Regions from separate parts of the Homo sapiens genome. Here region 1 is linked to region 2. Evidence: chromatin contacts called from ENCODE Hi-C or POLR2A ChIA-PET data. All regions are on one chromosome and are shown on one strand. Each heading gives the region's core, a stretch centred on a gene start or an enhancer-like site at or near the end of the contact. The rest is flanking DNA. Distances are from core to core; before and after follow the strand shown. Region 1 holds the start of ADCK1 (aarF domain containing kinase 1). Region 2 holds the start of CIPC (CLOCK interacting pacemaker).

What was found. Hi-C counts contacts between places; a loop is a spot of excess contacts on that map. ChIA-PET counts read pairs that join two places held with the same protein, here RNA polymerase II (POLR2A). Pooled maps may share reads with other maps.
Region 1: a map with no recorded cell type shows a loop between it and region 2 (24-fold over the local background). The contact joins the promoter of ADCK1 here to the promoter of CIPC in region 2. A Hi-C loop is called at or near these places in 1 of 37 single-sample maps with no recorded cell type and 9 of 50 pooled maps. POLR2A ChIA-PET finds 5 or more read pairs at or near these places in 1 of 52 experiments (PC-9).

Annotation. Positions count from the first base shown.
Region 1 is chr14:77,798,146-77,802,140 of GRCh38, forward strand. It overlaps ADCK1 (aarF domain containing kinase 1), which reads left to right and starts at 1,964. Exons shown (of 11, transcript NM_020421.4): 1 at 1,964-2,025. RefSeq lists enhancers at 1,289-1,827, 1,828-2,366, 2,440-2,489, 2,500-2,579, 3,961-3,995 and a silencer at 1,890-2,249.
Region 2 is chr14:77,096,719-77,100,319 of GRCh38, forward strand. CIPC (CLOCK interacting pacemaker) reads left to right here and starts at 1,540. Exons shown (of 4, transcript NM_033426.3): 1 at 1,540-1,643. LOC124903350 (a long non-coding RNA gene) reads right to left here and starts at 1,300. Exons shown (of 2, transcript XR_007064275.1): 1 at 1,158-1,300; 2 at 1-182. RefSeq lists enhancers at 771-820, 1,182-2,011, 2,151-2,310 and a silencer at 1,001-1,150.

The DNA of each region.
Region 1 (3,995 bases), core at 714-3,213, 700 kb after region 2:
GACTGAGGCAGGAGGGTACCTTGAGGACAGGAAGTTGAGGCTACAGTGATGGAGCCTCTACACTCCAGCTTGGGCAACACAGCCAGACCCTGTCTCAAAAAAAAAAAGAGAAATGTTTTTGATACATGTCTTCAAAGTGCATCTTATAAGTCAACATTTGATAATGGAGATCAGTGAATGAATGAATAAGGGCCAAAGATAACTAAGATTAGCTAGCATATTATATTTATTTATTTATTTATTTTGAGACGAGTCTTGCTCTGTTGCCCAGGCTGGAGTGCAGTGGCCCAATCTCAGCTCACTGCAACCTCCACCTCCTGGGTTCAAGCAATTCTCCCACCTCAGCCTCCCGAGTAGTTGGGATAACAGGTGCCCGCCACTATGCTGGGCTAATTTTTCTTTTTCTTTTTTTTCTTTTTGGAGACAGAGTCTCACTCTGTTGCCTAGGCTGGAGTGCAGTGGCGTGATCTCAGCTCACTGCAACCTCCGCCTCCCGGGTTCAAGCGATTCTCCTGCCTCAGCTTCCTGAGTAGCTGAAATTCCAGACGTGCACCACCACACCAGGCTAATTTTTGTATTTTTAGCAGAGACAGATTTCACTATGTTGGCCAGGCTGGTCTCAAATTCCCGGCCTCAAGTGGTCCGCCCACCTTGGCCTCCCAAGGTGCTGGGATTACAGGAATGAGCCACCGCACCCGGCTTAATTTTTCTATTTTTAGTAGAAATGGGGTTTCACTATGTCGGCCTGGCTGGTCTCCAACCCCTAGCCTCAGGTGATCTGCCCGCCTCAGCCTCCCAAAGTGCTGGGATTACAGGTGTGAGCTACTGCGTCCTGCCCAGCCAGCATTATTATTATTATTTTTGAGACGGAGTTTCGCTGTTGTTGCCTAGGCTGGAGTGCAATGGCGTGACCTCGGCTCACCGCAACTTCTGCCTCCCGGGTTTCTAGTGCCTCAGCCTCCTGAGTAGCTGGGATTACAGGCATGCACCACTAGGCCTGGCTAATTTTTGCTATTATTAGTAGGGACGGGGTTTCTCCATGTTGGTCAGGTTGGTCTCAAACTCCCGACCTCAGGTGATCTGCTAGCCTTGGCCTGCTGGGATTACAGGCGTGAGCCACCGCCCCGCCAGCATACATCAATTGTCAGTAAATTTCTTCTTCGCCTACTAGTTCCAATATCTTATTTAAAATCTATGGCCCGGTGAGGTGGCTCAGGCTTGTAATCCCAGCACTTTGGGAAGTCAAGGCGGGTGGATTGCCTGAGTTCAGGAGTTCAAGACCAGCCTGGGCAAAATGGCGAAACCCCGTCACTCCTAAAAATACAAAAAATTAGCAGGGCGTGGTAGCACACTCCTGTAATCCCAGCTACTCAGGAGGCTGAGGCAGGAGAATCACTTGAACCCGGGAGGCGGAGGTTGCAGTGAGGCGAGATGGGCCACTGCACTCCAGCTTGGGCGACAGAGTGAGACTCTGTCTCAAAATGAATGAATGAATGAATGAATGAATGAATAAAATCTACGAGGTCGGGCGCAGTGGCTCACTCTTGTAATCCCAGCACTTTGGGCGGGCGGATCATTTGAGGTCAGGAGTTTGAGACCGGCTTGGCCAACATGGTGAAACCCCATCTCTAAAAAAAATACAAAAATTAGCTGTACTGCTTGGGCGACAGAGCGAGACTCAGTCTCAAAAAAAAAAAATCTACAAATCCACTTCATCTTTCATTAAACACGAACCTGGGACGTAGTTAGAATGTCTTGAAGAAAATATTTCAGTAATATTCCAAGTCCGTCGCCCTGGCAAAGCAACAAGGCCACCTGACGGAGTAAGCCCGAGACCCCTGTGCCTCCACAGTACTGCCCGCGGGATCGCGGCGTGGGGAACCAGGAACTACAAGTCCCGGCAGGCCGCGCGCGCCTCGGCTTCACTAAGCGCAGTCAGGTGGCTGTCCCCGCACGGTTCCCAGCTAATTCCCCGCTACCGGGTTGCGGCCGGAAGCCGGGCGCCGCGGCTCTGCTTCCCTCGGGGTGAGTAGGGGCAGCTCGCCGGAGGCCGGCGCAGAGCTCGGGCCGACCAGCCTGGCAGGGCCGCACCGCGCCTGGAGCGCGAGGGAACCGGCATGGACACGCCGGGAGTCGGCCTCTGCTCCGGTTGTGCAGCCGCCCTGGGCGCCGGGAGGGACAGCCCCATGACCTTGTCACCTGGGCCCGGCGCGCGGCCACGTGGCTCGGGTGACTCGCATTGCCCCGCCCCCCTGCAGTGACTTCTCCAGTTTGGCACACCAGTGGGCTTTCATGTGACCTGTCCACTTCAGTGGCACAGTCTTGCAGGCACCCGAGTGGGCAGAGCTGGAGGAGGGCCGGAGGTGGCTCACCCAGACGCCTTCACCCCCTGGTGGCCCTGTGAGTTCCGAGGCAGAAGCAGCTGGAGCTGGAGCGTGGTCTGGGCAAGAGCAGGGGGCGATGCCCATATCCTGGCCCTCCACCCGGTCTTGCGAACGTGCCCCAGACCGCTGCTTATCTCCAGCATCTTGCAGGGCCCTGGGCTTCCAGATCACACAGTAGATATGTGCTAACAGCAGCCAGTGTGTGTGGAGAGCAACCTTTAGATAAGACACCTAGAACAGCCCTCTCCCAGGGTTAAGTGGCATTTACTTTCTACTAACAAGAAAGTCATTCAACAAGTATTTATTGTTTACCTCCATGATACTTGGCACTTAGTAGGTGCTCAAGAAATATTTGCAGAGTTGAAGTGAATTAGACTTTATCTGTGGCTTCATATGTTTTATTTAATAATTTTCTTGGGGCTGGATGTGGTGGCTGATGCCTGTAATCCCAGCACTTTGGGAGGCCAAGATGGGAGGATTGCTTGAGGGCAGGAGTTCAACACCAGGCTGGGCAACATAGTGAGACTCCCGTCTGTATTAAAAGAAAAAAAGGAAAATAAATAAAATAATTTTCTTACTACAGTGGTTCTCAAACTTTAGCATGCACCAGAGTCACCTGGAGAGCTAGTAACAACACACAGTACTGGACCCCATCCCCAAAGTTTCTGATTCTGTAAGTCTGGTATGAGGACCAAGAATTGGCGTTTCTAACATGCACCCAAGTGATGCAGTTGCTGTTGGTCTGGGGACCATACGTTGAGTACCACTGCTTTATAGGAAAAAAAATCCTGTGAACTTAAAGCACTATCTCTTCACACCTGGTTACGGGTCTTTCTGTCTTTATTTGCCAGTTTTACTTTTTTGGTGATTGTAAATATGTGCATATTACTTTGTACACTGTTAACTCCCTCCATATTAATTTATATACAGATTTTAATGTAGTCTATACTTGTCATTTTTCCTGGTTACATCATATTCTACCTTATTGGGTCATTCTTTGCTTGGCCATTTCTCAACTGGCCTCAGGGATGTGCGATTTGATCTGTACTAGAAGAGTGTGCATATTCTTACTTTCTGCTATGCAGTCATTTTCTTGTCAGACAAAGGACCTGTAAGAATATTAGTTGGGGCCGGGTGCGGTGGCTCACACCTGTAATCCCAGCACTTTGGGAGGCTGAGGTGGGCGAATCACTTGAGGTCAGGCGTTCAATGCCAGCCTGGCCAACATGGTGAAACCCCATCTCTACCAAAAATACAAAAAAATTACCTGGGCGTAGTGGTGTGTGCCTGTAGTCCCAGCTACTTGGGAGGCTGAGGAGGAGAACAGCTTGAACCCGGGAGACGGAGGCTGCAGTGAGCCGAGATCGTGTCACTGCACTCCAGCCTGGGCGACTGAGCAAGACTCCGTCTAAAAAAAAAAAATTTAGTTGGGTCAGCCATCCATTTCTTCACCAGGGTAACTCACTAAATATGCCTCCTGGGTTAAGGTTTCCATGTTGCAGGGACTCCAGTGGCCTATTTCAGGGCCCAGCAAGCTGCTTGTTCTTGTGCACTTTTTGCTCTCTTGGTGGGAGCAGTCATACATGGATTCAAGTTCTGCCTCCATCACTT
Region 2 (3,601 bases), core at 290-2,789:
ATTTTGTATTTTTAGTAGAGACGGGGTTTCACCGTGTTGCCCAGGCTGATCTTGAACTCCTGACCTCAGGTGATCCGCCCGCCTCGGCCTCCCAAAGTGCTGGGATTACAGGCGTCAGCCACTGTGCCTGGCCAAAGCCATGGGTTTTTAGTTGAGTCCTAATGGGCAAAAACGCCACACAACTGGAAAAAAATACCACCTGCGTCATAAACTTGTAAGGAATCATAAAAGGATGCATATAAAGCGGCCCGGCTCCTAATTACTTGGTAATTGTTAACTATTGCTTTCACTCTGTCCCCAAAACAAAAGCCTTACATGGTGTAGGCATATTACTTGTTGGTAAAGCTGACTACTAACAAGTACACCCATACCCAGTAATACATTAGAATTACCTGTGTCTAGAGGACTAACGTGATTAACCACGACCTAGCAGCACTTACAAAGGCCTGGATGACCAGTATAAAACAATTCCCCACTATCTAAATCAGCACTGTCCAATATAACTTTCTGCGATGCTGGGAATGGGCTATATATAATCTGCACTGTCCAATAAAGAGGTCACTGAGCTCCTGAAATGTGGCTAGTACAACTGAGAAACTTATCCAGTCGTTAGTGACCATCTTACTGGACAGCTCAGCTCTTGAATCTGCCTCGACCCGTCAACTCTTTAAACTCGCCCATGTCCTCTTTTTCACTAGCGAAATAATTCTTTTTCTAAGTAACCTTCACTGATTCAAGGCATCAGAACGTCAACTGATCCCAAGCCCTTTTTTTCTTTAGCTGTTACACACGTGTGTTCACCGTGAACCTTCACCAAGAAACAGCATCCATATAAAACCCATAGCACATGACAAAGTCAGTCAAACATCAAAGGTCATGAAATCATCTACTTAAAATAACTCATCGCGCCTCGACCTCGTGAAGCACGGTCTCGAGGGTGGACGGGAACAAAAAACAAACAGGGCGACAGGCGTAGAGAAAATGCGAGGAGCACGCGGGGAGGTCTGGCACCCCTGTCACGGCGACTCCAGGCTGAGGCCGCCCGCACGCCCGCTCTCCCACGCCGGGCACTGTCGCTCCCGGCACGCGCACAGGCCGGACACGACTCGCCCCGGCCCCCACCCCCAACGGCGGCACGGCGGCACGGCGGCACGCACCAAGACAGTGCGAGAGTCGCTCCTCTCTCTGTATCGACTCCAAGCCGGCCCCACCCCCGGCTCCTCTGAACCCCGCCTGGAAACCTTGCCCAAGCCGCTCATTGCTCAAGGCCCCCGTACAAAATGGCGGCGAGGCCTGAGGAACCAACCATAGAGACGCCCGCCGGCCGCGGACAGAGCGTAGGCCTCTGAGCGCTGGCCCCGCCCCGCGCCGGCCTGGTCTTCCGGCGGGGGCGGGGAAAGGGCGCATTTCCAAGGGCCCTTCTAGGAGAACAGCGTGCGGTCTCCATGGTGCCGGGTCATCCGAGTCGGGTCACGTGGCTGGCGAAAGCCGTCGCGGAGGCGTGGGGAGGAGAAATGGGCGGGAGGCTGTGGGGATAGCGAGACACCCAGCGACGACGAGGTTGTCATGGTGCCGCGGGGCCGTGCTCGCGCATGCGCCACCTGACCCACAGGCCGGTCGTGGAGCTGCGACCCCGGCCCTAGGTGAGAAAGGGAGGGCTCGGTCCGGGAGGAGGGGAGCAGGGATGACGGCGGGAGAGGGATTGGGCGAGGAGCGTGGGGAAAGGAGGTGGAAGTAGGGGAGAGAGGAAGAGGAGCGAGTAGGCAAGAGGGGCAAACCGGGACTTTCGGAGGACGGAGAGCCAAATGGTGGGAGCAGGGCTTTGGTTTGCTGTGAGGGGCGTGGGAGAGGGAATCGCGGGTGAGGAGGGGGCTGCGTGTGGGGAGGAGGCTTGTGTGAGGGGCAGGTGGGCCCTGGTCTAGCCCTGGGCGCAACCGCCAGCCGGCTGGGCGGGGAGAGAGCTTGGAGTCCAGCCCGGCTGGGAGCTGAGGGCCAAGCAATGGGCAGGTGAGTGGGCGCCAGAACTAGTAACTGGGCGAGGGTCCTGGGCTTCCGGTTTGAGGTCGGGGGTGGTACCCTGTTCTGGCTCCAGGGCACAGGTGTGCTGCCTTTTCCAGAGACCTGCCGTCACCCTCGTTGCTGGTTGTTTCCCCTGAGTGGCCAGCTTGCCAGGCTTGGTGTCGGGGGTAGTGTTTCTGGGGAGAAGGTGGGCAGTGCCAAGTAAGGAGTTAAGTGGTTAGTGGGTGGGTTCGGGGGAGCTCTGATCCCGGCCCAGGTCACAGGCTGGAGCTAGGCTCCCTGTTATTGCTCAAGTCCTGGCAGTATGCATTGCCTGGGCGTTTGCCCTGGAAGGCTGGTGGTATGCCAGTCACAGCACAGTACTAGGGTCTGCCCAGTTTTGCCCTGCTGAGCTGGCAGGCTGGTGGATGCCTGGAGGGTGCACATGCTGCCTGGCACAGATGCAACGTGGGCTGGTGCGAATGGGTAGGTGGGCACTGTTACTGTGAACTAATTGCAGCAGGGGATCGGAGAAAGTTCTCTAAGCTCATCTCCCCTTTGAAAGGTGAAAATAGAGCCAAACTGGTCTAAAACATAGGAAATTGTATGGAATTGGGGTTCAGGATCTTTGACACGAATTTTCAGCCAAGTTGGAGAAATGGAATGAATGTGGAAGGGAAGATGAATATTAGACATTTAGGTAGACAGGGTTTTTCCACTGTTAAGATACCCAGACATTCTCCCAGAATGGTATCCCTGAATATGCAGGCCAAAAGAAAATGACTTCGGAGAAAAGCTAGTAATGTATTTATAATTCTAACGGGGATTACTCAAGGTTTTCTTTCTGTGACCTTATCACTTTATTGTATTTAAGCCTCTGGTTGGGCTTTTACCTCACACTTCTGTCCAGGCACACATGTTATACACGTGACACATTTTAAAGGGAACTTGAGCTTCCAGGAATGTTGCCAAGTGTCTATAAAAGGAGAGATCTGAAAGCAGCATTTCAGATCCTTTTCTTGTAACCCTGGATCTCCTTTTTAATCATAAGGACAAATCTTCACAAAGATTGTTTGTGGATTAGATCAACCCTTAATTTGGATGGTGGATTTGTCCCTGACGTTTCAACTTAGAATAAGGGGTAGATCAAATATCTGTTTCCTGCAGGGGACCAGACGTGGAGGTTAGATCTTAAGGTGACCGTGGTGTTTGGAAATGCAGAATCTTGACCTTCAAGCTGTTCAGGTATTTCTGTGACTGCTAAGCTACTAGAGCTGTCAGAGACTCAGCAGGTCAGAGATTTGTTGGAATTTATTACTCTATTGAATGCCTCATGTTAATTGTTGGGGGCTGAGGTTGCAAAGATGAAAAAAACAACTCGAGGTTGAGGAGACAAATAATTAGACTAATGTCAGAAGTGCAAAAAGAGTAGTAAGAGCTAAATGCTTTGGAGCACTTGCTAGGATTTTGAATTTTGTCCCCTTATATAAACTTATATATTTATTGATTCACTTTCTTTCTTTCTTTTTTTTTTTTTTTTTTTGAGACGGAGTCTCACTCTGTCACCCAGGCTGGAGTGCAGAGGCACAATTTCGGCTTACTA